Regions from separate parts of the Mus musculus genome. Here region 2 is linked to region 1. A link is a loop called in an ENCODE intact Hi-C map of the cell type or tissue named here. Cell type or tissue: heart. All regions are shown on one strand. Each heading gives the region's core, and the rest is flanking DNA. Links, peaks and the distances in the headings are about the cores only.

Evidence for each region. Hi-C counts contacts between places; a loop is a spot of excess contacts. Peaks named below come from ENCODE experiments on the same cell type or tissue, not always from the same donor. Only the 100,000 strongest peaks of a DNase experiment are listed, where the experiment ranks them.
Region 2: a loop joins it to region 1, with 7 times the contacts of the local background. A loop is called at or near these places in 22 of 42 quality-filtered maps.

Annotation. Positions count from the first base shown.
Region 1 is chr10:13,957,515-13,973,508 of GRCm38, reverse strand. Hivep2 (human immunodeficiency virus type I enhancer binding protein 2) reads right to left here and starts at 7,130. Exons shown (of 9, transcript NM_010437.2): 1 at 6,812-7,130. In heart, for the core only: a CTCF peak has its summit at 8,681; DNase peaks (open chromatin) are centred at 7,828 and 8,708; H3K4me3 peaks cover 1,908 bases; H3K27ac peaks cover 1,470 bases.
Region 2 is chr10:14,051,150-14,067,143 of GRCm38, reverse strand. Hivep2 (human immunodeficiency virus type I enhancer binding protein 2) reads right to left here. Exons shown (of 9, transcript NM_010437.2): 2 at 460-561. Among named protein-coding and RNA genes, the nearest start is that of Gm51759, 68 kb to the left of the region's middle. In heart, for the core only: a CTCF peak has its summit at 9,871; a DNase peak (open chromatin) is centred at 10,053; H3K27ac peaks cover 1,575 bases.

The sequences.
Region 1 (15,994 bases), core at 7,629-10,128:
ACTATTAAACTAGTTGTCTGGCTTCCAAAAGAAATAAAGCATAGTTTCAAATGAATCCCCCATTTTGGAGTACAAAGCTACTTACAATTTAAATTACCTTTCCAATAATCTTCCTTATATGGAACTAGATAGTGTCTCTATTTTAAAATGTTTTCACGACCTACCTAGGTAAGAATTAGCAGTGTTACTCTGTATCTATCAGTATTTTCTCTCTTGCTGAACACATATGATTTTCTATGTTTCTATGTTTGTATGAGGGCATGTATACTTACAGAACCTCAAGCTATTACAAATGAGGGTGTATCCACGTTTGCCTGAAGCCTAGGTAAGCTGCCAAAAATCCCAAGTTTTTTGCTGGCCTTTCACATCAAGTGACTCTGCCCCAATGCATAAGATCTCCCATGACCTGCTTTCTTTTGCCAAATGAAGCTTTGCCTCTAAACCCGCCACTCACTATCCAACAGTGCCATGGACTTAGATACACCTGATTACCAATAAAAACAGTGTTCTAATAGCTTGCTCGTGAATCACCTAATCCTTAAACATCCCCGCCCCAAAGTACAAGCATTCTATGATTGTAACTAAGAGCACTCTTACACACTGGTATTTGATGGTCCTTTGCACTCCATCGCTGTGACTATTTTCTAGGGTGAAACTTCATTGCTTCAAATAATAATGAGATAATTCGCCTAAAATGCTGCTCAGACCAGCATGGGCAATGTTTAATAAAGTATTTTAATCGCTTTGTTTACTTACTTCCAGTTAAGGTAACATTAAGATAAAGCCAGAAGAAGTCTCACTGTCACACAACAGAGACAGCTTCCATATTGAACGTTACATGGCGTTCTCAATAGTCAGCCTCCGTGTGTGTGTGTGTGTGTGTGTGTGTGTGTGTGTGTGTGTGTGAATTTTATGGCAATCTGACCAATTCCTTACCACCAAGAACTTTATAAACTAAGTCACACACTTCAAAGCACTGTTGCTCGGGCCCAATCCTCAGGTGCATACCGACTTCCTCCATAGACTCTCAAGGTCCAAGAGATTCTAGAACCAGCTACCTTTCCAGGATTGCCTGACTCTCCCAGCCCCGCCTCCAGCCTATGCCCCGCCCCACCTCACCGCCTCCACTCTACCCTACCACACCCGTTCATTTCTTTTATTCAGCCTTCAAAACTCCCAGTTTTAAATCCTCTCTTCCTTCCTTCTGTTCTTTCCAGTTTTGGAAGCAGGAAGCTTCCACTTTTATTCTTCCAGGACTTGGACGTTTTAATTCTATAGTATAAGTAAGGTTTACTGGTAAATGATACATCTTCTCCAGGCTAAAAAAGAAACCTGAAAGTTGGAGGTAAGTGATGTGTTGTCTTGCAGTGAGGTTGTCTACAGAGTCCGGACTTGAACTGTGGACTGAGACTTACATCTTCCAGTAATAAATAAGATGGAGATTGTGTTAATAAAATGATACAAGTGAAAGGAAAGCTATCCTCACAAGTCTTTGTTTCCAGTTCTTTTCCTTCAACATTATGTTACTCTGACCCCAAATCATAGAAAATCAAATGCTGACATTTGCAGTCATGTAAATAAATTATCTGGAGAACTGTAAAGCTTCATTCTTCACTAGTTGTTGAGAAACACATAGTTCATACATGGCTCCAAAGATTAATTGGTTACTTAACACAAAGACCCTGATTTAAAAAGCTCTGAATTTGTAGTTATTTATCAATTGGATCAATAATACAGGCTAATCCAGCTTATTAGAGTCCCCAAATAAATATTTTTGAAATATAAACTCCGTATGACTACAAATAGTAGTACAAGCTGAAGTCAGCGCATCCAGTGCCATTAGAAACTTCCATAGGGTCAGAACCGATTGACTGATAAACAAACACTACAAAGGAGATGTCTGTTATCCATCTTCATCCAGCCCCAGGACATTCACTTTCCAACAACCATCTTCTAGCCTGGCCAATAACATGGCCATCAAACAGCCTAATTTGCTAGGAGCGGGCCTCATTTCTGCCTGGTTGGATAATCATTCATGCGGTCACAACCTGCCTAGGAGGAGGCCTGACCCTCAAGGTCTGGCCTTATCTTGTTATCGCTTCTCTCTTGCTATCAGCCCTCCACCCCCGTTGGCTTGATTTCAGCCCCAGAACACAGGGACATCTCCCAACCTCATGACAATTACATTGTTCTTTCAAAACTTTCCCATCCTCTTTTCTTTACTTGACTCTTGCTTCCAGACCAAGGTGACAGAAACTCAATCAGCTCTGGTTCAGTTCAAACACATAGCCAACCAAGGCCCACGTTACTGGATCATCACAGAGAAGTCAAATTTGAATGGGGACAAGAAACACATCCCCTTTGTGAAGCTTTAGATTAGGTCACAACAATTTAATGCTAAAATAGTTTTCCAAACGACCTAAAAGCTGTCTAACACCTTTACCAAATACTGATTTTTCAAACTGTTTAAGTTTTACCATAACAACACAAAGGCAGCACCGCTCTGTTGTGACACCAGGAACCAGTAAGAAAGTAACACCATTTCTCAGACATTTCCTTCAAGCACATACAACTTTGTTATCATAAAAGCCTTCCTATCGTTTTTTTCTTTTTTAAAAAAAGACTTATTTATTTTATCCATATGAGTACTCTGTTGCTCTCTAGACACACCAGGAGAGTACATCAGATCCCATCACAGATGGTTGTGAGCCACCATGTGGTTGCTGGGAACTGAACTCAGGACCTCTGGAAGAGCAGTCAGTGCTCTTAACAACTGAACCATCTCTCCAGCCCCTCCCTATTGTTTTTTTTAATACTCTATGTTCACCCACAGTTTCAAAGAAAAACCCTCACGAAAGCATCAGCATTAGTGAAGACCTTCAGTGACTAAAACACACCCACTTAACCTGCACAGTTTGAGGTTCCAGATGAAACCCGAACTCCAGGAAGCAGAGTTAGCAAACTCCCTTGGCTCCTCTCTCTGATGCCACTCTAAAAGTCACAACACCAACATACCAAGGCTTAGTCAAACCACAGACCCACAGTGAATTCACATGCAACTTCGTAAATGAGAAGTCTAATTCTGAAATGTTCAAGTAGAGGTATACAAGAGAGCCACTTCTCCACCTGCAGGTCTGATATAAAGGACTAAAGTAACAAAAAGTTCTCCCTGCATTGGTGTGAAGTAATGTGTGAAAACTGTATGATAGCTAACAGGAGAGGAGCAAGCCTTTCGACCCACAGCACATATCCAACTGCTGTGAGCCACATTCCCAGTATTAGAACAGTCACCACGCCAGGTTACAAATACTTCACATCTAATACTGCGCCACACTTTCACCATGCCAAATATTTTCTACCAGTCTTTCCTATGTTGAAGTTTTCAAAGTAAACTCTGCTAGCTACAGGTACCAAGTCAAGAGCTGAAAAGAAACACAAATAGCAAACTTATTATTTGTTGTTGTGGCTGAAATGAAGTCCTTAGCGCGCGCACACACACACAAAGACATACACACACACAGAGACACAACACACTGCCGAAGTATAAAATAAAATTCATCATTTTACCGGAATAAGCATAGGGCACTCAACCTGACTTCTGAATAATGTCACAGTGCCAACAGTTCAAGCTGACACATGCGCTATTACTCTCCAAGGCACGCCTGCGTATATGTTGTCTTCTGTTTTGTTTCATAGTAACAAGAAGATCTGTAAATGCATCCCATGGAAAGGGAGCTGATCAATCAAGAGATTCTGCTAGGTAACCTTCCAATGTAGCCAAACAGGACCATTTCCTTATGTGACATGTTACCAGAAATAAATTCTTCTTATGGCATTTATTACAGAAATGTTTTATCTATGTCAATACTATTTTGCCAACCCCCCATCTAACCAGTTAAAATATAATCTGTCTTATATTTATAGTATATAACAGTACATATCCTAAATCTGTACTATCATTAATATTGACTACCATCCTCCTTAACTGTCCCAAATCAACTTTAATCTACTTAATTTTAAGCAACTTTAAATACATAAATATTAGTTGGTACTAATAATTAATCTAATAAAATACAATCACTGAAACACATTACAGATGTCAATTGTGTTATGCCCCTCCTATTCTCAAAGCAAAAAAAACTATATTAGATAATTTTCAAAAGAGTCGGCCCTGTACTATTTATTTTATCATAACATTTATTTTAATTATATATACTGTAATCATAATGTTTTATTTTTCTGCACATGAGAACTATACTGCCCACTTCAAGCCTAGTGGTCAAAGAGATTATGACACTCGAAGCACACTGTCCGTCTGTGGATATTGCAGACTCCCTGACTGCTTGGAATAAGAATGCAGTTGTAACCTGATATCACGACTCGTTAGGGCTCCACCAGAATTTTCTCTTAGCAATAAAAAATGAGTTCTACCTTATTCACATGCACAGCGTTCCAGTTTTAATAAAACTGCTGGACCCGCATCCTAAAACTCAAACCCAGCAAGCCCATTATACAACCGTCTTAGGTAACTTGTAACATTGTATCTTGGCATGCCTATAAGACATATAAGCAACCAGGCATTCACAGATCCTAACACATTTATGTATGTAACGATATGTGAATATATCTAAAACAACTTGGTTTGCTCAAGGACAAATAGAATCATTATCACTAAAGGAAATGGGTCTAAAGTTCCATGGCCTTTTTCTGGGGGGGGGGGTACTGAAAATGTAATTAGTATGAATCTTATTAATACTTCAAGTAATTTCTGGGTTTGATTATTCAGGCAAAAGAAACTGCTGAAGAGAAAAAAATAGCCCTCGAAAAGGACTCTGCATTGACAAGAAGAAGAAGAAGAAGAAGAAGAAGAAGAAGAAGAAGAAGAAGAAGAAGAAGAAGAAGAAACAAAAACAGCCCTCCTGTGAGTTATTGAAGTCTTGCTTTGGAAGTGGAAGAAAGTACCAATATAGTTTTTAAATAGAGTTATTTTTAAAATGGCAGAAAAGGAAGAACGAAAAAAATCAGTTCAATTTTTCTATTATAATGAAAGGACCGGAAGCAAGCCTCTCTGTGTTCATTTTAGGCCTAAATAACTGTGCAGAGCATAAGGGTTTTGCAATGTCAGTTGCACACACAGCTTCCTGTGTGAATTCTAAGCCATTACAGGTGTCCTGGGGTTTCCAGTGTAACCTATTATCAAGAGATTCCTCTGGTCGCCTCTATGCTAACCCCTCTGCCCTCTGTTCTCAGCCCAAGCACGTTTCTGCGGGTCTCCTCCAGGCGACTGTATTACAGACCCTTTCTCTTCTCTGCGTCTCCGAGGTGAGAGCGCCCACTTTCCCTTGGCGACGCAAGTCAAAAGCTTTCGCATTCAGAGGACTAGTTCCTGCAGTCCTTTGCACTTAGATGCTTTCAAGTAGGCGACTGAGGAACCACTACAAGAGACCCTGCTTCCCCTCGGTCTCTTCCCCACTGGGAGCCGCATCCCTGCAGCACAACATCCAGAGACCCTCTCCGACCTTCTAGCCTCCACAGAGACTGAGCGTGGAGGGTTGGGGTCGCATTTTCTCCTGTCCTCTGCTGCACTGGATATGTTATGTAAGAGGGACAGGACGCGGGAGGCACATGCGTATAAAGCGCACCGATCTGTGATAACAGCTGGGATGGCAAGGCTGATCTGGAGTCGTTCCCCCACCAAATACGACAGACACATCACCCTCACCACACACACACACACACACACACACACACACACATACATAGACGCTATGTTTTCCTGTCTTAGCCCTACCAGCACCAGACGCACAGAATGGAAAGGAGGGGGTTGGGGGTGAAGGGAGGTGAGAGGTGCGGCGGCAGCAGCACATCTGCTTTGATAGCAGCCAGCAGAGCCGCCGCGGCAGAGAGCCCCTCGTTAACCCCCTTCCTGTGGCTGCACCACGTCATGGAACATTCCCGGAACGGGCCAACGTTCCACCCACTTCAGGGAACAGACATAAAGGCGCAGACCCAGCTCCTCGCGGTGCACTGCCCAAACACACATGTTTCTTCCCGATCCCCCGACCAGAAGCACAAACAAGCATGCAATCCGCCCCCACCCGTCTCCAAGCGCCGGGGGCCAGCCGGCGGCGGCTGGAGCCGCTCTGCGGCCGGTGCACCCGCAAGGCGAGGGCGCCTCCGCCTGAACCTTCCATGGAGACAGTCCCCTCCTTCTTCGCTTCCTTCCTTCCTTCTCTCCTTCCTTCCTTCCTCGCTCGGGAGGAGAAAGGAGTCACAGAAATGCCCAGCGCCAGCGCCTCCGCTGCGCTCGCTCGGCCGCAGGCCGGCAGCCCGGCCCTTGCCGTCCGCTCGCCCGCTCGCCCTCCCGCCCGCACCGCCCCCAGCCCCGCGCCGCGCCGCGCCCCCTCCCCCGCTACTTGACAACGGACCGCCGGCCGCGGCAGCCGCAGCGGTGGCCCGGCGGTGCGCGCCGGTGCACGTCCCTCATTAGTAACCAGGCACATTCCTGCCTCCAGCGCTCCCGCGCGGCCCCCTCCCCCCAGGACATTACGCAAAGCAGCCTCCCCTCATCTGCATAGAACCTCGGCCAGGGTATTCCCCGCATTTCCTAATGCGCCCGACCCCCCCCCCCTTGCTTAGGTCTCCCCCATCCCCGCCTCCTCCGACCCTTACCCCTGGGCCACCAGGAAAGCGGCCGGGGGCGCGCGCCGCGAAGGGGGCGATGGAGTTGGGCGAAGGCGATTTCAGGGTAAAGTGAAACAAGCTCGATCTCTGGTGCAGGCAGGAAAAACACAGAACCGAGGCCACTTACCGAGCCGAGAAGGGACCTAGATTCCCGCCGCTCTGCTCTGCCAGCGGCCGGTGCGCCCTCCACGCACCCCAGGGCTGCACCCAGTACCCAAGAGTCGAAGCGTGGAGGGAGGCTGCTACCCAGCCAGAGGACCTTTCAAGTTGCTCGGGCTCCGGGCAAGCTTCAATGTCCAAGACTCAACTTGGCAAATACTTGTGCCACAGTCACCGAAGATGTCTTTTTTTTTTTTTCTTTTTCCTTTTTCTTTCTCTTTTTGCGGAGACCCTCCTCCACCGGGGAGAGACAGCGCACGGCGGCGCCCCGCTCTCCAGCTCTCCACCCCCTCACCTCCAGCCCGCCTCCCGCCGGCCGCCAGCCTCCCGGCCGCGAGCCCCTCGGGCGGCTGTCAGCTCCCGGCAGTCCGGGTGACAGCGGCCGAAGGAGGGCGCGACGCGGCGGGCGGTGGGGGGGATCCTCGCAGCCGCGGCGGCCGCTCACCTGTAAAGTCACCGCAGCGCAGGAGGAGGAAGAGGAGAGAGAGGAGGAGGGGAGGAAAGCCCCCCGGTGCCCTTGTTCTTGCTGCGGCGGCTGCTCCTCGCCCAGGCTGAGCGTGTCTGGTGGGGGGTGTCTGGTAGCATTTCCTTAAGGACAGAGGGAGGGCGGGCGTGGAGGGAGGGAGGAGGGAGGGAGGCGATCCCCACCGCCAGCCCAGGCTCCTCTTGTCTTTATTTATATATTTATTTATTTTCGGACACTGTTAGGAGATGGAGCCAGGGCGGGGGCCAGGGCCGCTAGGCTGGGGCTTGAGCCGCAGGACCCGGGCCGCAGTTTGTCGGCGTGCGGGAGCCGCAGCGGCCACCTCCCCTCCGGGCTGTGGACGCACCGGGTTATTCCTGGCAGCGCCTCCCCGAACAGAAGTTACTAGGAGGAGTGCGCGGCGAGGGCGGGCGGGGGAGAGGGGAGGGAGGGAGGAAGAGGGAGAGACTCAGCCAGCGACGTCATCGGATCCCCCAGCGCGTCCCTGGGAGGGAGGCTGAACCAGAAAAACCAGTCTGGAGCAGGCCAGCGGGGCGAAGGATGTGCGACCCGGACTGGCCCTGATGCGGGCGCGCGGGGAGGGAAGGTCGCGGTCGCGCTCTCTTGCCTCGGAGCCGAGATCTCCGCTGAGAGCGGGTATCGGCTTGCCACGCAGAAACACTGGCGAGTCTGGAGCGGTCTGAGAATTTCCTACTAGGGTGTGGAAACCTCCTTCGCGCCCATTCCCTTCCCTCTCTAGCCCCCTTTCCCACGTACTGGTTCCTTGTGATCTGTGGGATCCTTACATTTTGCCCGCGTACCAAGGATTTCTCGCCTCTTCACCCTCCAGCTGCACTCACGATTTTGTTAACAATTCGGGTGGTGGTGGGGAATTATGTTGCAGCCCCTGGAGCTCACAGTGTGTTTCACTAGCATTTTCCGTGCCGGGGCGGAAGCACGAAGTTTTCACGAGCTCGAAACGCCCCAATTGCTTTCCCCGGGGTCACTCCCCAGGGCGCCCCGGGTGCACCCTGCTCAGGAAGCCGCCCGCCCTCGTCTGGGTATTCAAATAGGCTAGGGCAGCGGTGCGGGGAGCAGCTGCCGGCTTCCTGGGGGGCCGAGCGGGGGAAAGGGGGCGAGCTGCCACCTCCAGCTGCGCGCTTCTGGTTCTCTGCTAGGGACTGAAATCACACCCAGCCCTGGGAGAGCTGGGCGGGGCTGGGGGAGGGGAAGGGAATCCCAAGCGAGTAGGGGCCGGGACTCTGGCTTCCTCCCCAGCCCGGCAACACCCGGGGGACACCGGGGCTCCCTCGGGCCGTTACCCAGCGTGTGTGGACTCGTGTGCACCCTCAAGGGAGGTTCCCAAGAGGTCGCTGCGCTGGAGCGCAGACACTGGCTTCTGGGCGGTGCCGGCGCCCGGAGCGCCTCCTCCGGGTGGGCTCTCCACGGAGCTCGACCGCGCGCCGCCCACTCTTTGGATTCGAGCGTTCAGGAGCTCCCGGGGCCGTAGCACCCTCTCCCCACCCGCCTGTCCGCGCCGCCGCCCTGCCCGGGGCGGAGTAAACAAGAGACGCACAAGATTTGACCTGGCGCGACCCGGCTTTCTGGCCGGGGTTCCCCCGGAGCAGGTGACTCCGTGGGAGGGGTGGAAATTAGCCTCTGGAATTCCGGGCCTGAGACTTGAACTCTGGTTCTGCTTTAAGGCAGATAATAACTAAGATGTTTTAGGTTTCCATTCACAGTTTTCACAGTTACCGAATGTCAAGACATTAAAAAAAAAAATCGCTACCCTTCTCATTACAAGTGAATATATTAAAAAGGAAGGGCCGCCTCTTTAATGAGTTGGAGAAAAACGCCTTTGGTTTCGTTTTGGTTTTGGTTTTGGTTTTGACCTATAAACAGTATTATGAGAGTCCCCATGTTGTGACAGCATTGCTGTGAAGAGCAACTCTACAAAATGCACTTTTAGTCGCTTTTGGAAGAAGAAAAGTTGGAGATATGCAATAAACTTAATTCTGTGTGTGTGTGTGTGTGTGTGTGTGTGTGTGTGTGTGTGTGTGTGTGTGTGTGTGTGTTTAAATGGATCTCAAACTCGGCCTGCTTCCATTTAAGCAACCTCTCCTTTCATTGTGTAAGTTCCTTGATATTCAGCTGCCCGTTGCCTTAAACTAGAAAGCCTTAATAGAAAAAAAAAATCTACCAAGCATCATTTTAAGTTACATCTTTTAAAATCCAAATGTGATTTTTAAAAAGTTCCACCCCCACACTCTCCCTCTTTCTCCCACTTTCATGTCCACACGCTAAAAGTCCGTTTTATTTAATTGCTTAATAGAGAAGATTACTCCGTTTCTTTAAGAATCCAATTTCTTTTCAGCAAACACAACAGAGCAGCTGCCCAAGCACTCAGAAATTGAGCAAACAGAGAGAGTAGCAGGCAGCTTTGCTTTGGTGAAGTGAATATTAGTTGAAAACTTAACCACATTTTAAAAGGCTAAAGAAAGTAGGATATTGTGACTATATGCAGGTAAATGAGTCATTGAAATACATACTTTTAAAGGGAGGCAATTTATAAACAGTTAAGAAGTTCTCTGATCCTACAATGGAAGGACCACTGGAAACATTGTCTCTAATCAATCTTCGACATTTTTTCAATGATTGCTTTGTCTGAAATTTTTCAAGCTTCAAGGAAGAAACTGTGGACTGAATTGTTGAAGGGACAACTGTTGAAAACATGTATCAATGCTAATACCAGCTAACAGGTGACCCTGTGGGAAGGGCAGAAGTTAGCCTCCGGAATTCCTGGCCCAAGAACTGAACCATAGTTCTCCTTTAAGGCAGGCAAACCACCAATAACTATGGAATGTCAACTGGGACAACGTTCACTACCTTTCTATACATCAATCACTGCTTTCTCTCTAATAGGCCCAAGATTTGTCTCTTGCAAGCCACTGTGCACAAAGTGTAAACCAGTACTAGCCATTCCAAAGCCAGATGCCCAGTGGGACATTGGGCTCCTGTCTCCCCCCTCCTCATCTTCATCTTCCCCACACGTCTCACCTGCCTGGCCTGCTGTTTCAGCTTCTCTTGGAAAGGTGTACCACTGATCTAAGCAAATCTCTCTTATAATTCATATTGTATATCTATATTCCCAAGCACACTGCTCACAATCTGGATATTTGATTGCTTATAAGATGGGTAGTATAATAAGTGAAAAATTCTCCCTCCAAAGCTAAAGATGACGTTGGTTAGAAAACTGCATACTACTACCCCCAAGAAAAACCCCATGGGAAGTGAGGCTAAATAAGTCACAGGAAATCCAGCTGGATCACCTCTGTGGAGCATCAGCACCGACCAGTTCCACCCCATCACTCACCCTGTTCTCAGCATTTCTCAGTTTCAAAGGACAGAAGATTTTGGCACTCTGCATTGTGAGGTATTACGATACTAAAATACAAATGATTCTGGGTACACTTACAGTTTTTCACCCTGTGGCAAGAAGAAAAATTGCTATCACTAAAAACACATGTATCGAGTGTATGCTATATACTTCAGACACACCAGTGAGCAAATGAGGGAACCATGAATCAAGGAGTTTGATTTCTAGTCAGAAGAAAGAGAGAAGAAGCAGGGTATGTAATAAATATGAGAATCATCTGACTGTATAGGACTTTGAAAGGTGAAGACACTCAGAGAGGAAGGAGAAAAGGCAAGGTAGATTAATCATGTAGGTGGAGGGCTGCGTAGTCCTGTTACTATGTCAACCACTCAGGTCAGAGAGACATGGCAAGAGAATCTTGCTACCTGGGATTAATGGAATCATTTAGCATTGCAAGTATCTGGAGGAGAAGGATTTTCAGGAAATAGAAAAGACTAACCTAAGGCCTCCAGCCCCAGAATGTGTGTAGACCCCAAGGGGAGAAGGGTAGGCACGGGGTGCCTGAGAAAACAAAGTGAAATGGGCACTCCAGGCTACCATAAGGATCCCTCCCACTCTAGGACAAGTTTGAAGACAGGCAAGTTTTATACCACCCAGTCCCCCTCTAAACCTGAGACTGTGTTTCTAGCAGATAACACAGTTAACCATTACTGCAGTCTAGTGCTTAAGACCTACTTCAACAGGTCACACAATCTGATCATCAAAAAGATACATAAAGTATCTAGAACCAACCCTGTTGCTAACTGAGGCTTTTGTAGTCAAATCCTGAGCTCTGCTATTAAGAGCACATGAAAGATGAGGCTGTTTATCTTGCAGTTGACAGGAAGCAGCAAGAGAAGTGTGGTGGTTTGAATGGGAATCGTACTCGGTTCATGAAACTGTATGGGAAGCATTAGGAGGTGTGGCTCCAGCCACCTGTTCCCATGCCTTCGCTCTTTCATTACAGATTCTAACCCTCTGGAACTGGAAACTCCATCTTTTATAAGTTGCCTTAGTCATAGTGTATTGTCACAGCAGGAGAAAAATCATTAAGATGAGGAGAAAGGAATGGGGTCATGAGGTAACCTCCAAAAATAAACTTCCTCCATCTAGACTCCTGACTCCAAAGGTTTCCCAACATCTGTCAAATAGTACAATCATTTGGGGAACAAGTGTTCAATTGGTAAGCCTAGGAGGGAACTTCAGGTTTAGAAAACAGCATACCACCATCCCTGATCACCAAGGCTTATGGACATTTTATAATGCAAAATGTTTTAGTCTATCAAGAAGTACTCCCCAAAGTCTTCAGAGGTACAATACTTAATTCAACGCCTGCACTGAGACTCACAGCAAACTCTTAGCCATGAGGGCCTCTAAAGTAAAATTAAATTTAAAAAAAAAGAAAGAATACTTAAAGATACAATAACTGCCAGGCAGTGGTGGCACACCCCTTTAATCCCAGCACTTGGGAGGCAGAGGCAGGCAGATTTCTGAGTTCGAGGCCAGCCTGGTCTACAGAGTGAGTTCCAGGACAGCCAGGGCTACACAGAGAAACCCTGTCAAAAAAAAAAAAAAAAAAACAAAAAAAAACAAAAACCAAAAAACAAAAAACAAAAAGATAAAGATACAATAACCTGCCTACCCTAAAAAAGAAGAATGGGAGAAAAGGAGCAGGGAGGATCAGATGTGAGCAAGACTGAATCCCATCACAACAAACACCGTGTCCAGAAACGGGGCCATGCTGTGGTGTGAAGTGAGTCTCAGATGCTTGGGTAACCACCTCAGTTCTCCAACATCTCATTTGCACCCAAGTGGCTTTTGTCTTAAGCTGACTCGACTCACTGCCTATTCTTTTCCTCTACGGCTTTCTGCGCTTTCCAATCTCAGCTGTACCATTACAGCTTTACTCACTGCCCTCATAGGGCAGCCGCTCACATGTCTGGCCTCGAAGGCTTCCCTTTTGAGATCAGGGTGGAAGCCTCCATGACCCTGTAATGTTGGCATCACGTGGCTATACCATGTGACGATCCATCAGTTAGATCATCTTTGGCCATAGCTGCAATGGCTTCTAAGGACCTTAGAGACTGAACAATATGCAATGAATCCAGAAGACTCATCTTCCTAGCTGGCCCCAGACTGACTCTGTTCAAGCAGGACCCCTCAGAGGCTCTCTCCTTTCAAGGGGAAACTTTCAAAGGTATGGACATATTCATATTTTTGAGTCAACCATGAGTGGCATGTGACTAATTTCTACAATGCCTCAAAAGCACTTTTCCCCTACTGTCCCTTTGTGTATACACATATATATGCATATATGCCGTGTATATATATAATAACCAGCTATATGTATACATTAGTGTATATATACATATATATTTATATATGGTTATAATTGGCTGCATTCTGCCAGTTTAAAATGAGAACTGGCAGTAAAAATGAAAGTAGAAAGATAAAAGAGATTAAAAATTAAAGACTAGTTATGTAATAGGAAGAAGAAAGAGATAAGAGTCAGGTGTATATGTGTGTGTATACACACATAGGTAGTTGTATATGTGTGTGTGTATATATGTATACACATACATATATGCATATATATATACATATACACACACACACATACACACAAATATATATGTGGGCTAATCTCTTCAGAAACCACATGACCCTTACCTCTAACTTTCTTCCCACTTTAATTATAAAACCATGATTTTTAAATCTTCCTACTTTCGTTTTTGCTTCCAGCTCTCACTATTGACTGACTAAATGCAGCCAGTGATAACCGTGTCACAACCTCAGTGCTGTGCTGGCTTTAATTTTCTTCATCAAATTAACTACACTAGTCCAGTCCTTTTCCCTTCGCCTCACCCAAAGTCTCTGGGCATGAATATAAATAAATTACTTACCAAAGTGTAACACAAATGCCCTCTTGCCCAAATTCCCGAGAAACTCCACATTTCAATCTAAGATCATGTGAAAACAAACTTTCCTGTCTGTATTGTTGTTACCTGTAGTCTGCTCCTCTGAGCCTCTCCAGTCACCCTGCCAGTTCTGCTTATAACACATTGAGCTTCTTTAACTCACTTCTTCAAACTTCCAAATACTCACCAACAAGCCAGTTCCATTGCCTTATGGGCCAAATGGTCAGGCCTTAGCAACAGAGATATCCCCTGTTGTCCACTACAAATTTCTGCATTACTTACTTTTCTTATCACTATAACAAAATAATGGACAGAACCAACTGAGCCACACAGATTTGGGGCTTGTGGTTTTTAAAGGCCATGGTCACTCCATGTCTTTGGCTTCATGTCTTTGGACCCATGTATGGACAAGGCCATTGACCCCATGACAGATAAAAAGCAGAGCTGCGCCACAGAAAGACCAAGTCAGCAGAGGATGTACTTTTCACGGACAGGCTTCCAGTGACATACTTTGTCCAGCCCATCCCTACCTTGCAGTTGTGTCACATCTCAGTAGAGCTTCACCTCATCACACAAGCCTTTGGGAGCATCTCATTTTCCAACCACAACCCAAGGATTTCTTTACCTGCTGTAGCTAGAAATTTGGAACTCAGCAAGATGCTAGAAGCAGGTGTGCTTCTTCCCCTAGTTAGATCGCTGGCCGTTTCTCGGTATTTTTTAACTCCATTTTTCTTTGTCCTTCAGTCAAACATTTGGCAGCAAGGTAGCAGAGCTTCCAGTTTGGCATCAACTATTTTAGCAGTCTCACTGGGAGAAGATCTTCCCTTGTAGCTAAGGCAGCTTCGGCCATGCCCTTATGTCTGACTATTCATTAGCCTCAGGTGGAGCAATGATCCATTTGGTTGCAATTGCACTTGGAAGACTGAGACATTGCTCATCATTGAGAGGAGTCACACAGATTTGTCTACTACATCTCTAATTCTGCCTTGTTTGTTTAAATTAAGAAGTTGAGCGTAATGATGTATCTGATATCTATAACTATAAATTCTGTATGGACTGCAGTACTAAATGTTACTCTAAACTTGTGGCAAATGTGGTTGGGGAGTAAGCCCGGTCAGTAAAGTGCTTGTCTTGCAAGCATGAAGATCCAAGTTCAAACCTGACAACCCCCATTTTAAAAGCCTGGCAAAATGGCATGCACTTGCTATCCCACTGCTAGGGAGGCAGAGACAGGAAGATAGCCAGGGCTTGCAGGCTATCTAGCCTCAACTACTTGTGAGTTTCAGGCGGAGATACTGTCTCAAAACTAGGTGAACAGAGCCTGAGGAGTTATACCCTAGATTGTCATACACACACACAGAGCGAAAATATAATTCATTGACATGCCATTTCCTCAGACAAATTTATGGATCTTAAACAACAACACAAAAAGAATCGGCCACTATACTGTTCTGTCAAATGTATCTTCCATTTTCCTGTTCATCCATTTTATCTGATATGTGGAGAAAATAGCTAAAATCATAACTAGCGGTATAAAGAATACCTAGATCTCCTGAAGCTACACGATTTTGAATGAAAATATCATTGTCTTTCAAATTATTAATAGGAGACAAGTCTAAGCATCCTAATAAAGACCTGGAAAAGAAACTTAAGGGCTCTTTGGAAAGTCAGTTTTGCTGGATAGATAGTGTTTTGTTGGAGCAATCACGTGAAGCAGACACAGGTGAAATGATGTTCTGCTAATACAAGCGCATGAAAGGACACTTGATGAAGGATGCTTCGCTACTGACATGCACATGTTAGTCCACCCTACATTGAGTAGTTGAGCTCCTTTTGTCAGGACTCCATAGAAAGAAACAGACCAAAAACAAACAAACAAACAAACAAACAAACAAACAAAAAACCCTTCTGTTGTCATGGCAGCCTCTTGCCACTTCCATGGGCTTGGCCAGATTGGCAGAGTGATGTCAGCTGAGGCAAACTCACATGCTTAGGCAAGACCCATAGAGGACACCTAATGTTTGGAGGGTTTATAAATAGGAATCCACGGACTCTGAGAGGAGCTTGAAGCTTACTTAGAGAGCTACCTTTGCAAAGATTTTTGGTCTCTCATCTTCACTCATCTTCTCTTCCCTGAGAGATACACAGCTGAGAAGGTCTCCTGTTGTTCCTGTTGGCCATGGTCTCACTGAAAGAACCATCCTGGAGGGTGGGAAGGTTAGGGATGCTCTACTGAGATGTGACACAACTGCAAGGTAGGGATGGGTTGGACAAAGTATGTCACTGGAAGCCTCTCCGTGAAAAGTACATCTTGTGCTGACTTGGTCTTTCTGTGGCGCAGCTCTGCTTTTTATC
Region 2 (15,994 bases), core at 8,463-10,962, 93 kb before region 1:
CATATATATATATATATATATATATATATATATATATATATATATATAAATATATATACACACACACTGCCCCCATACCATATACACATGTACATGTATGCACACACATGCACGTACATTGCTACCCACACACACATACACTGTCTAACACACACACACATCATATATATATGAGCATGCATTCATACACATGCACTGCCTCCCACACAAACATCCCACACATATATACATACACACACACACACACACACACACACACACACACACACACACACTTTTAAACCTAAAGTAAAACTGCAGGACAGATCTCCAAATACATTCACTGAGGCAATATCCCTGTGGTCTATCACTTGTGTTGAGAGCTTCATGTAATTCTTGTCAAAATCTCACTGAGCATCTACTTAATATCACACATTGGCGACGGAAGTCAAACTACTGAAAGGGAGTACCCTCACTTACCTACTGGCTGGCTGTTGAGAGAATGTTCCAATGAAATCAATTCACTTAATCTTTCAAGTAGGTCTGATTATCGTTGGCTTTGACAAAACTCACAGACTTCACCTAATGAAAACACAAAGAGAAGAGCATTTACAGCAGGGCTGGATGGTATCTGGAACTTAATGATACAAATCCCACTAGACCAGCATCTTTTCTGTTACCGTTCTACAAAACAACAAAAGTATTTGGTAACTGGATTACCTTATATAACTGGGGTAAAATGGATGCCCAGGCAAGAGATGTGACACCCAGAGTGAAACTGAAGAGTTTATTTCCAACACCGACTGGCACATGGGAATGATTACCCACAGGACACAAGAACATTAAAATCACACACAGCAAGCATGGAAAGAGTTGTTCTGGAATAACACGCCTCCCCCACCACCACCACCACCACCACCATTGATTCTTGTGGTTGGCTGCATTTCTCGAAAGCCATTAAATCTTAGCTACAGTCAGTATCTGCTAAGCGACAGAAGCTAACACCTACACTGATTATTTACACATAACGGTGGTCAAGTCATCTCGAAAATAATTCGTCAGAACAGCTTTTCAGATCGCTCTGAGCATACTGTCTTGTTTCCCTCAGCAACCACTCACACCGGCAAAGCCCCGTCGATAACTTAGTATAAATATTTTATAAATAGTATCAGCTCATTCCACTCATTTTCTCAGCACAACACCTGTCCTTAGGTCCAGAAATCAAATTGCTATCTCAGTTACAGGAGAAGTGCCAAGAGAAAGTGAGCAATAGTTCACCTGGAAAGAGACTAAAGTGGTCACTAGAGCATCAAGCTGAAGAGCAGGTGACAAAATTACACAGCTTCAAGTTAATCCCGAATCAGGTCTCCCTACAGTAGACAAACCAGGATTTGGAAGTCACAGATCATAACCACAACCACATCCTAGGCAAAGTGCAAGCCATTTTCCAACGCCATGCATACGTGATTTTTACTGAACAATTTGGAATTATGATAGTCATTTCCCAAATCTTACCACACAAATTAGTGAAATTAATCAGTATTTAGAAGAAAAAAATGTTGACATCTATTTGCTATCTCTTTCTGGTTTTAGATGATATTCTCAAAAAATTGCTAAGAATGGGCAACACAAATAATAACAAGCACATATACCAAGCAGAGCCTTACAGTAGCCATGAGAGTATGTATAAATTTTAAGAAAACCTAGTGCCCAGATTCTGGCCTTATTGCTGTTCACAGAGTGTTATGCAGGAAGCTTACTTGGGCATGGACTCAAGAGACTTCTTCATTAGCAAAGATAAGCTGTCCTTATTATTGTTCCAGAGTTCCTGCCACTAGTGTGACAAGACGAATGGCATATGCTTTGGTTAGTAACTGATTCGCCCATTTATCTCTGTGCCATTGAGAATACAACTTGAGGGTCTACACTTGCAAGCTAAAAGCTCTACCATTGCCCTGCACCCCCAGCCCACCCTGTGAGAACATGTGTGCACACGCACGTCTGCATCTGTGTGTGTGTGTGTTTTAGTTTTACTAAATCAACAAATACTTTGATGGACTGCAAGATGGCTCCACACATTCTTTATCTTCGAACACCTAAAGGTGTGAAAGTATCTGTGTTTCCTTTTTTGTTAAGCCATCCTTTCAACGACATCCGAATGCCAATGACACCCCAGGTCGTGATCCAGTTCGTGGCTATCTGCCAGGAACTGACATGTCCAGGAGCTTTGGCATTCCCTTTGGCCGCTTTCTAAAGCAGACGAGGACTCGCCCCTCATGATGCAGAACTCACTTGAAGAGTCCTCTCTTCCTTACTGCATAATTTCTTCTCATTGTGTGTGCATGTGTGTAGCGAGTTCATGTGTATTTGTGTGTGGGTGTACGGACCTGCATATGCACACGTGGAAGCCAAATGATGTCACTGTCTTCCTCTCTGGATCTTTTGAGACAGGTCTCTTGCTACACCTGGATCTCACTAAGTGGACAGACTGGCCCCCTAATATACACCTGTTTCTGCATGCCAGCACAAGGATTAAACGCACACACACACACAGATGCAGACATGTGCACGCACACGTTCGCACAGCAATGGGGGAGGGGGGGTGTCAGGGCCGAGGTAGACTAGTTGCAAGGGCAAGGCCGCGAGCTGTATTCCGACCACTACAGAAATAAGCTGCATGCCTGGCTTTACGTTTATATGGAGATGGTTGGGGATCTAAGGTCAGGTCTCAGTGTTTGCTCACCCACTGAGCCACCTCCCAGCCCTCAAGCTTAAAATTCTTTAAAATCTTTTTGTTGTTATTGTTTTTAATTTCATTTTGTTGTACAGTGTGAAATTGACCTGTACAGACATAGAAGTCTAACATCCCTTTCCGGTCTTGCTCACTTCTTAGACAGAATATGGTTTCCTTAAATTATATAATTTTTGCCTCCTGAGAAGTCTTACATTTCTGAGTACAACCAGTTATTAGGCCCATATGTTAAAAGCCTTTTCACCTACAGAGCTGCAGGCATCTTTTCTATATCTGTTGTTGGGGGGTAGCAGTGATTTCAAATGACTAGAGGCCATTTTCAATGCTTGCAAAGCACCTAAAAGTGGTACTGTTACCTCCTGTCAAAGTTCAAGAGCAGTAAGGAAAATACATTATTCACTCATGAGTGACTTGGTTACAAGGCTGTCAGTGATTAGCACAGAAGACCCAATTGTGTTGCCTGTAAGCCAAGGTGGTCAAACCAGGAGACATTGTCTCAGAAATGTTCAGTTCCTTACAAATACACAGTGATGCATGCAGTTTTACATGGGCATTACAGTCATTCCCCAGCAATCCTATACTACAAACCACAGAAACAGTTACAACTAGCTGAAGGGGCTGGGACTGAACTGCCTTCCCTCCATCTTCTTTTCCTGCTGCCCACACCACACTTGGCATTAGCGGTGGGGGATGCAGGGGGTGTGACTTAGTCATCGGTATTTTGGCCCCATCAGGGAATGGAAGAATTCATCTGAACATTTCGACTAGTTTCAAGTTAGAAAATGTCTAACCCAGCGAATGCTCTATGTCTAGCTATGACTTGACCATGCTTGTTACCCATTGGACTGTCTCAGCTATTTATATGCAATAAATTCAACGAATGGACAATGCTGGTCTTGCATGCCTGGGCCTTGAGGGGTACTTTCCCTGGTCATACACAGGGACCATGTTTTGTGAGTTTATGGGATGCTCCCTGGGGCAGGGTAATACAGGCTTCCTACAGCACTCGTGGAAGTGGCTCACAGCACTTTACAGGAGTAAACTTGAGTCACTGTGTCCTTAGATGCATGAGCAGTCTTCCAATACTCGAAGGACCAGAAACACAGATAGAAATGTGTGCAGAGAGAGAACAGACCCCAAATATTGCCAACTTCACAGTGTTCTATCACCACTATCACTACACCTAGCAGCTTGGTTAGTACAGCCGCCCTGCTGAGTTAGTTACTCATGTGAGTTTTCCTTAGGAAAATATAACAAAATTGCAAGTATCTGAACCAGGAAGACACTCCTACTTCTGCAACCCAAACACAAAATAATCCACTATTTGCACCAACACAATCATATTGAATACATAATACTTAATGCCCTTGTGCTGTATATGCATTCTTGTTTTTTTACTTATTAATCTGTAAGCAATCATTTATTTCCATGTGTTCAGACAGCTCATTTTCACCAGCCACATATTGTTTCTTAGAGTTAGAATGATGTCGTTTCATTCATTATCCCTGTACATGGGACTTCCTCACATGCTCTTATATGTGTCACTAGAAATAAAATGCTATTTTGCTTAAAATATTATCAAAAACAAAATACTATTAAACCAAAAGGTGGGAATACTTTATGAACTTATATTTAATGCATACCAAATTATTTAAAGTACTTACAAAGCAGCCAACAATAAATAAGTATTCTAATTCAGCAAATTCCCTGACTTTGATGCTTAAAAAAAACACTTCATTCAATATCAGTTGTACCCCAAAATCTTTTATTATTTTAATGGTGACAAAAACTATTTTATCATTTAAAAGAATCTTATTGTCTTTATCTTTAATGAAAAATTTATGTAATTTGACCATGTTTAGGTCCTGGTTTTAGTTTTATAGTTATATGGCTTTGTGGTTCAGGAAGGGGAGTGCACTCGCAAGCCAGTGTGCATCTAAATATGTAAATATGTGTGCAGATTCCAATGGAGGTCAGAAGAGGCCATCAGAGCTCCGGGAAGAGCTGCAGACATAGGCAGTTGTGAGCCAACTGCTGTGGGTGCTGGAAACCAAACTTTCCCTCTATAACAGCAGCCAGGAGGTGGTCTCAGCCCTGCTTGCTGGACTGCTTTGCATGTGTACACTGTAGCCTAAGGAGTCGGTTTCATGCTTCACTTTTCTTCCCTTTTCATTCTCTCCATCCATATACTGAAGACTGAACTTGGATTCACACTGTGTAACACTGTGTGACTGACACTGAAGTACACAGTTCCATGTTGTCCCAGGGGAACATGCACACGCTGTGCCACATCAGTTAGCACTGTGTGCAGTGTGTCTGTGTGTCTGTGTGTCAGTTAGCACTGTGTGCAGTGTGTCTGTGTGTCTGAGCCGGCACTGGGATAACCTCCTGCTCCTGGGAATTTTTTCTTACACTCCTTGATCCTCATGTGTGTTTGCAATGCCTGCTTTATCCCAGGTTCCTCTGCCTTCAGTCCCTGTATTATATGCTGTGCACTTCAATCATACTCTAAGAACTTCCATTTAGATTATGGTTAAAATTGCACTGTGTAATAAATACAATGGTTAGACATAATAAGTGGAAGCATCTCTTCTGGACTTTAGTTTACATGTTAACCAGGCACACTAGATTATAAATTATCTCTATGTGTATGACACATGACTTTCGCATTTAATGTATGCTCATCTTCTGTTAGTCTCCTTGTCTCTTTCCCTGATCCCATTTCACTTGCTAAAAATACAGCATTCTTATCGCGCAACTAATTGTGCTAATTCTCTTTAAGCCCCCCAGAATAATATCTCTAAAGGTGATGAAGCAGTGATTAAATAGAAGGTAAGTATTTTTTTTTTAAAGATTTATTTATTTATTATATGTAAGTACACTGTAGCTGTCTTCAGACACACCAGAAGAGGGAGTCAGATCTCATTACAGATGGTTGTGAGCCACCATGTGGTTGCTGGGATTTGAACTCTGGACCTTCGGAAGAGCAGTCGGGTGCTCTTACACACTGAGCCATCTCACCAGCCCCCGAAGGTAAGTATTTTTAAGTCCTATCGTAAATAAAAAAGGTTTAATTTTCTTGACAAACCTGACATCAAACTATTCATAAACACAAGTTCCAAAACGAAACCCTATCAGCCATTTTATTTTCCCCTTCTGAAGAACCATGTAGCTCATTTAAAACAAGAATGGATGGCTCAGACAGCTTAGCACAAAGTATTTTCCTTTCTTTTCCTTATCTGGTGCCTCCTGATTCTTCTGTTATTTAGGTTTGGACTCAAAAGACAAGGAAAGCAGAGTGTAAATGACCTGAAGCAATAATAAGACAACCAGGCCTGGTGACATCGGCCTATAGTCTCAGCACCCACAAGGTAGAGGCAGGAAGATGAGGAGTTTAAGGCCAGCCTCGGCTACGTCTCAAGTTTGAGACCAACCTGAGCAACATGAGATCCTCGTACAATAAAAATGTTTTAAACTTATTTTTTGTACTGAAGACAGTCTGGGATTTTGCTGCGCATGCTAATTATAACCTTATGTCATTCTCCCTGATTTAGTGTCTACTATGTAGATACTTGAAAATAATCGTACATTTCAGATAGCCTAAGTGGTCCATACATCCAGACTCTATATTGAGAGGTAAGAGGTCAACACGCAAAAAGGAAAGAAAGCAGGTCAACTACCTCTATGAGAGGGAGTACCGAAGGACCGAGGCTGGCTCTGTGTTGACTTGAAAAGCTACTTTATGTGTCAAGTTGTGTGAAAGTACGAAATACAAGTGACATGTTTCTCTGCTTTACTGAAGAAACACATAGAGAAAGGCAGATATTTCATCTGAACCATGTTTCCTGAAAGACTGCAAGATGTCTACAAATTTTCTTCCCTGGAGTTCAAAATAGCACGCTGAGTGGGAGTGAATACTTTGAGACAGAAAGAAAAAAAGGAGAGAAAGGAAAGAGGGAGGGAGGGTGAGAGAAGGAGGAGGAGAAGGAGGAGGAGAAGGAGAAGGAACTAAGGAAAGCAGATCATACTGTCTAGTACTTGGTGTGAGCTGTCTGCAAGAGGCTATTTGAAAGATGTGAATGATTTGTGTGAAATAATAGTTTGAGTCATTCACACAGAGTTCATATGACTTCATACAGAATCTCCTGGTCACATCTAGTGTGTGTGTGTGTGTGTGTGTGTGTGTGTGTGTGTGTGTGTGTGTGTGTGTGTAAAAGTGGTCCCTGGCTGTCTTTCTCCCTTATACTCTGAGACAGCATATCTCTGAACTTGGAGCATGCTACTTTGATAGTCTAGAAAGACTAAACTAACTGCATCATAGGTACAGGAGAGGTAAGCAGTTCTCGATCATAGCCAGATACTTTCCTAACAGAAGGGCTGCTGAAGATGTCTATGGTCTTGGCAGGGCTTTCTAAAACACCGTCAACACGGGAGTTTTTAAAATTAAAATGGTGTTTCTGTATCCTGTAGGTCTGAAATGAGGCCCCCAAGATGAGGGCCGAAGTCTGAGAAGCAAGATTCTAGTTAATAGCCAGTCAACTACAAATGCGTGCTAAGTACCAGATTTTCCATTAGTCACTGAAGGAAGTCTATGATATGAACACTGAACAGTGCTTCTCTCTCTCTCTCTCTCTCTCTCTCTCTCTCTCTCTCTCTCCCTCCCTCCCTCCTACCTCTCATACATACACAGAAAGAGGAAGACAGAGAGACAGAGATAGACAGAGAGAGTGTATGTGTGTGTTTTTAAAAGTGGGTGCTCAATGCTAACATGTGTGCTAAGGATCCTAAGAATGATAACTGCTGAGACTAGGGAGAGTTCAGTCTAGCAAGCATCAGCTGCCAATGGCTTCAGATATGCTGAGGATACAGGCACTAGGGTAGAATGGGAAGCAGACAGAAATGAAGGAGAAGGGCTCCCAGGGCAAGCAAGAAGGTAGAGTTAGCCAACTAGGGCACACCTGCTTTGAGTCATAGATTCCCATCACTGGAGACTTCCAGCCAGAATTCACTGTTAACCAGGGAAGGCAAACCTCAGCTCTGCCTAATAGTTTCAGGTCTGAGAGTTACAAGCCTATGCTGAGGACTGGATAGCTTGCCTAAGGCCTGTGCAAGTAACCTCTACTGGCAACAGTAACAGTGTTAGGAATGTAGCTGTAAGCCTGGGAGCAAAACCTATCCATTCCTTTTCTAAACAGGGATACCAGTGTATACACAATGTCTCTGGTCAACATTTGTCTTTAATGGCAACAAATTTAACAGCATTAGGCAACAACTTTTTAACTGTGGCATAATTAATAATTTTCTGTTAGTGTCTGAATATTACTTTGGTTGCAAAAATAAATGTCTCTTCTCCTGTAAAGTACTTTGGGATGGCACATACCCACACAACACCCTCAACGACAGCACCCTTCTTCCTTTTCCTCCCACACTGGCTGACAATAGGAAGCAACATACCCAGATACAGAATGAAATCATAAATGAATTATACCTTGGGTTTCTTTGAACTGCCTCTGAGACATTTTCCTGCTAGCCCACATTAGGGTGTATATATTGCACAATGAATTCAGTGGTAGAGCAAGAGGGAGCTGAAAAGATCTATCAAAGTAAAACTTGCCCAGTGAGACTACTCTGAAGAAGGTACCTCGGGGCTGTGGGGGCCTAACTGCCACCAGTTAATGCAAGAGAAGCAATTGGGAAAGGACTACTAGGATCCGACACACCAGCATCCCTAGGTCAGGTTAGCTACCTCCCCATTCTACTTCCATTGGCCATAGAACAAGCAGACGCTATCGCCGCAATAAAACACTGAGAACTGGGCTTGGAATGCCACCGGGTACTGTGCTTCATACCAACATTCACTGGCTTACTGTGTCAGCTGACCCAGCGGGAGATGCACCTGTTCTAGCAAACTCCGCTGTGCTACCTGTCCCCACAAGAGAGATCAGAACTTAGGCAACACGTGATCCTGTCATTTCAAAACCCGGAGGTTTGAACATCACAAGATACCTATTATGACACTGGTACAAGGTAGGGCCCTGGAACTCAGCTTTCTCTAGTGGATTATCTCCCTCCACCAGTCCCACTAAGGCCCAGACATTCACGCACTCACTGATGGTAAGAAAGTGTTGTCAGGGTAAGGCTTCTAAATGAAATCTAACTTATGAACAGTTGTAGAACGTAAGATTACTGTACAAACAGGTGATCCCTGGTAAGACCACGGAGCCTGCCTTCTACAAACCTTTCCACTTTCTACTCAGAACCCTCAGAGCCCTTCCTGGTACCCTCCCTTAACTAAGTCATGTGAGCAAGTCAACTTCAACGATCTCATTTTGCTAAACCCACAACAGCAAAAGCAAAACCAAAGTAGTTTCACTGGAGGTGACCAGACAAACAAACAAAACCAAAAATCAAACCCCACCGTGAGCTCTTGTAAAAAGAATTTAAGAGGAAAAACAAAACCAAACATGACATCTTGAGGCTGTATAAACTTGAAAAAAGAAATCGCTGTCATGGAGGTGGGGCTTTGCTAGAACAGTCTCCCCTATGTGGGAAATATCATTACCAAATCTAGTGAGATACACAGCAAGTGACTCTTGCTATGTAAATCAGGACAAGACAGAATTCTGAGGCAGTTTCTGTTTGAATTGCACTGGCACTTCTCAATAGAGACCATCTGTAATAACTCTCCCTCACTGAACACCCATGAAGGATGCACAGCTTTGGGCTCGTCCTGGAACGTACAGAACCATTCCATACTCCTTGGTGGCTAGCTACCACTGTAATCTTCCGTGTTCAGGTATCCCCTACATTTAGAACTGCCCCAGGGGACCACCAGAAGTCAAGAGGTTCTATGTGCAATAGCATGGCTTCTAACAACGAGCTTGGAGCTGTGGTTGAAACAGGGTTCAGGTGAGTAAGACTTCCCTTGCCAGACTGATGTCTTTGGGAATCCTGCTGCCAGGCCTAGACTAAAACAAGGTCAACAGTGCATCCCCCAGAGGAAGCTGTTCAGCTGGCTGAGTTGGTTTCCCTGAACCAGGCCTAGAAAACCCTTCTGACTAACAATAGACCTGGCAAGGAGCTGTTTGTTGTCTTCCTCCACGCAGAGGGGTGGATCTTCCTCCCAAGTGACAGGCGGGGTACAAACCTGCCTCCAGCAGACACCAGAAGAAAGCACAGCTAAGCCTAGCAGTCAAGGACAGCCCCTTGTGGGTCAAAGGCAGAGTCTCGGCCTCAGGACTAGGGCTATGGAAATGTATACTGCAGACAGGACATCCCTCCTGGCACTCACTGTGAGTGAAGCCCAGGCCACAGCAACAACAACCTGGCCAGAGGACAGCCTGCACTGCACATCAAAGCCAGAGGCCCTGGGAGGCTGGCCTGCAGCCAAAGATGCTGGGAGCCTCTTGGGGAGTGCACTGCCTGGGACAATAGGGAAGGGACCTGGTAGAATCTATGAATTCCAAGCACTGGGGAGGTCTTCTCAGAGATCCTGCCCTCTCCTGTCAGAGCCGTGATTTAATCTCTTTGAAGAAATAAAAAAGGAAAAGAATATACATTCTCCAACTTCTCTGTTTGAAAGACAGACACCACAATGCAAGCTGAAAGCACTCTGGTCCCTATAGCCTGCAGCCAGTGTCCAAAACAATAGAGCTAAGTGAGATGTGGCGCCCTCCTCCTCCATCTGAACATGGGCTTTAAGTGAGGGGAATAATCTCAAACATTTAAATGCAAACATCACGGTAGCGCTGCTACAGCCTCCCAGATATTTCCCACCAATTCTGTTTAATTAAGAGTCACCTCGAATGTTAATTATAACCTGACAGCTGTATGATCTGGCAGGGCACAGCTCGCAGGTCCCCTTTTAGGTAACAAGGGTTTAAGGTGAGGCTTCGAACTCTGGCTCACAAGCATGACACAGGCTCCTGCTTGAGAAGGACCTACTCAACAGAAACAGAATTAGCTGGGGACTCAACTTCGGCTCACAGTTTTAAAGGTAAGCAAACAGGAGACTGAACCGGAAACAGACCCCTGTCCAGTACTAGGGTTCTGTGAACAGATCAATCTGGGCTGGAAAAGGGCTTTCAGTACAAACTTGAAGATCTGAGACCCAACCCCAGGCGCTCCACACATATAACGGCAGACACCCATTGCTGGGTGGCCTTCTGTCTTCTGGCTAGCTGGTTTTGTCTCATGGTTGATCTCTGGGTTCAGAGTGAGACCCTGACTCAAAAAATAGGGTGGAGAGTGGCTGAGAAAAACACCTACTGTTGACCTCTAACTCATACACACATAACATGCATGCACTACAAACCTATGAAAGAAAGAAAGAAAAAAAAAAACTTCCTTTCCATGGTCTTGGTATGTGAAGGATGAAGGCTGCCACCCTTCAAGATCCTTTCAGACAGAACAAACAGCAGAGACTCTTGCAACCTTAAAGTGGGTGGATCCCCTGTGAGAGGCTCATTAGAACAGAGAGGGCCTGTCAGGTCTCTTTCGAGAGGAAATGTATGCGAGTTGAGGTCACTCAGCGCTAATCGGGCCTGTACATCACGGCTGTGAGGCCAGCAGCATAAGCTCCATTAAACAAGCAGTTTATCATAGCTCCGCCTGTCATCCCTAATGGCATGCTGAGGGAGGAATAACTTCCAACTCCTTGCTAATCCGGTGTGGGGATGCCAAGGTACAGTGTTTTACTTGATTGCATAAAATGAAGAGCTATTTTCAGCCTCTGAATCACCGTCCTGGCCCCTGCATCAATCCTAAAGCTGTATTACGATCCTTTCAAAATCTCTTTTCTCTTCCACTTTCACTGATGTTGACATAAGCAAGCATTTAAAGAAGTTGTGGTAAGCCTACAAAACATGAAGCTGCTAGAGGGAAGAGGACAGAAAACACAAGTTGACAAATATTTACCATTTATAGTGATCACTATTACAGTGACAGTGGGCAGCCAGCACTAAGCAGAACTCCAGGTCCCAAGGTCACAAGCGATTTTGTTTTAGTCACTCCTGAAGAGGGCTTAGAAGAAAAACATAACAGTAATGGAAATTTTAAAGCTTCTAACTGATATAGGAAGAACCCTCGCTATTTCTGTGATTATTCTCCTGGGACTTGTACTGACTGTTCGAAAAACAGGATGTTTTGTTTGTTGTTCCTCATAAAAGACAGCCAAGCCAGTATCAAGACTCAAAAACCATCCAAGTTGCAGATCCATGTAAAGTTTGGAGATATTCAAAAAGCCAAATGGAATTTTTACTCATGTATTTAATTTTTTTTTCTCTTTTGCTCAACGTGAGATGACCTCGGGAAGTGAGTTTCTTGTTATTATGGATGCCAAAAGGGAAAGACGGTTACATAAGGGCACTTTGCACCCTCTCCACATCCAAGCTCCAAGAATTCCACCCTAACTACAGCTGACTCTTCATAGCTAAGGCTTCATATTTTTAAAATTAGCTCAGATTAATGCATTATAACTAGATACTGGGTTCACGTAGTCTGAACAGGCTACATCCAACCAATGAGGACTGATGGCTTTTACTTTTTATAAAACCAGAAAAGACATGGCTTTATTATCTGAATGCTTAACAAATTTTACTGCTGAAGAAATACAATTTGATTCCTATTTTAATCTCTGTGACATTCTGAGGACCCCAATAACAATTCTCTCCTGGAGTTGCTGCAATGTACAGCAACTGTGATGAAACCATTCACACAAAAAAGATGAATTTAACAGGACTGGATTTCAAGCTGACCTAAAGTGAGGATAGCCACACACACCGAGTGCTATCTGGACCTGGAATGGCCTCTTGATGAAACTTGAGTTTTCCTCCAAATACTTTCTTCTACACAATGGAAGGATGGGTGCCCCCTCCCCGATCCTAATGCACAAGAGAATGTAGGCCAAACGGGGAGGGAGTGTACAGCGCAGGCGGCTCAGCAAAATGAAGCAACTGGTTGGCTTCTGCTTTCTCCAGGCACTGGTTTTACAAAGGGCCTGGAGAGAATCAAATGAAAACTGCCTGCTGCTATCATCCCATCACAGGTCTCCATTCAAGCCCATAAAGGCCAGAGGACACTCTCCCAAAGTTCTACAGGCTACATTTAACTAAAGAGCCTTGATGATGATGATGATGTGTGTATGTGGTTTATATGTATAATTTATATATGTTTGATGTATTTATGAGTTATATATCTATAATATGTGTGTGTATATATGTAACATGCAATATATTAGATACCATTTTATGTAACATATAGAATATAAAGTAAATATGGAATATATAATATATAATGTATAATGTATAACATGATATATAACATGACATATGATGTGATATATGTATAATGTATAATATAGGATATATAATGTAAAATGTATAATTTAGAATATAGAATAAACATAGAATATATAATATAATGCATAATATATAGTATATATTATGATGTATAATATAATGCATGGTGTAATATATATTATGTAGAATATATATTAGGCACTACTTTAATATCTAACTATTCCAGTCTCTATACCTGACTATTTCTGTCATCTGTTAGTCTTTTACGCACTGTGCTATGATATTGAAAGGTTACAAGAATTATCTTTGACCTCAAAAAAAAATCACATAATCAGAGTAAGTATGAGAAGTACAGGCTTTCATGTCACTGTAGGGTCCAAGGAGGGGTAGATGGCTAGTGTCAGGAGAGGTCTGAGAGAGGAGACTCTTAGCATTCATCAGCCCACGGTTGTCAGAGAGACAGAGAGAAAACCCAGTGTGAAAGGAAGTCTGTTCAGTTGGGAAACAAACTCACACTGATGTGCCCTCGGGCATATCTGAGGTAGAAATGTCCAAAGGGAGCAGCTGCACTTCTGGGTATGGAACACGGCGGATATGTGTACATATACAACATGAAAATCCAGCTGCACAGAGCGAGGCTCAGAACAATGGGCCCTGGGAGAACACTTCAGAAACGGCAGGCTGTGAGAGGTCCTTCTGGGGGCTGAAATTTGGTTTAATTCATAATGAAGACAGGTATGTGTAAGAGGCATAGAGCTCCAGAAACAAAGGAGGGAGAGTCAGCGATCATGAATACAAATCCGAATCCGCTGACATCAATCTCCAGCTGCCACGTGCCCGTGTAGCTGAGCTGCAGAAGTAGGAAGTTATTGCGATATCAACTTAGGTGGTCAAGAATATGGCGTGTTAGGAACCAGCAGTGTGGTAGCTGGGAAAGCCCTAGGGCCTGTTTTATCACTTGCTTTTTTTTTTTTTTCTTTCCAAGATGGAAGTGATTTCAACATTTTTCAGTTTCCCATGTTGAGAAGTCTTTAATGGAAAGACCTGAGGGAAGAAAATAACAAAGTCCTAACAAGATTTTACAAGATTAAATTTTGGCCACAGTGAAGAAATAATTATGACTTGATTGTGTTAAAGTAAAACTTCAAATTCTCAACAATTAGCTAACCACTAATATTGATTTATGGACCTCGGCAAGCCTTTAATCAAAGGAATACGCTGTTCAGCCATGAAAGGAACCGGTAAGAAATCACACAGAACTGTGGTAACCATACATAGAGAAGTTCAAGCAGTGGTGGCTTTCCTTCCACCAGATATTTCCAAACTGAAAAGAGCATCCACATAAGTCCCTGCTCTAAGGCAGCATTTTAAATACACGCAATAACAACCACTTCCATTGGAAAATCTAACCAGCGTTATTAATGTTTAAGATAATATTTGAGACAAAGAGGGGAGCCCAGAGCGCCCGGCTAAAGAACTATTTCTCTGGAGTAGGTTAGTCCTAAGCCTGGTATAAAGATAGCAGTGACAGGCCACGGTCTGAACGAAAGAAAGTCTGAGAGAAAGTTCTCATGCCAAGCACCTTAAGGTGCCTCAGCACCAAGACAAACCAATGCGCTGGGCCCTATCATGTTCTCATCTTGAAAGTCATTTCAAAGCAAAGAAGCTGTCACATCGAAAAAGTTCAACAAGAAACTACTCCAACTGAAAAACACATTACCCTCTGATGGTTTGTTCTAACTGGTGGTGCTCACTGAAAACCTTGTTATTATTCACGGGGTTGAAAATTCAGGGGCGTGCATGTGTTCCTTTAGACCTTAGAGCATTGCATATGAGCCTGGTGTCTGAAGAATATAAAAAGAGCAGATGTCTTTTACAAGTTACTATTTTTCTAAGTATCTTGCTCTTAAGTCTTAAGAAGTGTCAGGAAAAAGAGAGAAGAGAAGAGAAGAGAAGAGGAGAGGAGAGGAGAGGAGAGGAGAGGAGAGGAGAGGAGAGGAGAGGAGAGGAGAGGAGAGGAGAGGAGAGGAGAGGAGAGGAGAGGAGAGGAGAGGAGAGGAGAGGAGAGGAGAGGAGAGGAGAGGAGAGGAGAGAAGAGAAGAGAAGAGAAGAGAAGAGAAGAGAAGAGAAGAGAAGAGAAGAGAAGAGAAGAGAAGAGAAGAGAAGAGAAGGAAAGAAATTAAATACAAAACTAAACCAAGAAGGAACAACTTCAGCGAGCCTGAAACACTGAAGATCTGGAGACAGATGCTAATTCCTAGCCAAGAGGAGGGTCCACTTGCCTTCAGTCTGGGTCTTGACATGTAGACTCACACGTATGCCCCAGGCATTACCCAATGCCTTTATAAGATACAACAGCTCACTTTGATAGTCCAGACTCTGTTTAGGCCGCCCTGCTTTCTATTAAATTTTTAATCTTCCTACTGGAAATGTTAAGTAAATGAAACATGTAGAAATACAAATGAAATCTGAACCCTCATGGAGAACAATGAAAGTGACTGGCATTTACTGAACCCCTGGGCTCCAGCACCCTGTTAAGTGATTGCTATGTGTTTCCCATTAATTTCTTATAAAACAGGTAAAATTATTTCTTATCACCACCTCACTGTTGCCCACGCAAGGCCTCAGGATTTTGAGATACTTGTCCATGGTTATAAAGTGCTGAAGATGTTTATTGATTGGTTGGTTGATTGATTGATTGATTGATTGACTGACTGATTGATTGATTGATTGATTGATTTTCTGTATTTATGTATTTGGAGGGTTGAACCATCCAAGAGTTGGTTCTCTCCTGATACCATGTAGGTTTCTGGGATCAAACTCAGGTTGCCAGGCTTGGCCATAAATCACCTTTACCCATCCAGTCATATCAAAGGCCCTAAAGATTAGTCTTCTAATCCTCTGAGACCGATTTAGGCTCTTAAACAGATGGATACGCAGAGTGGGAATTTAAGAAGCTTCAAGA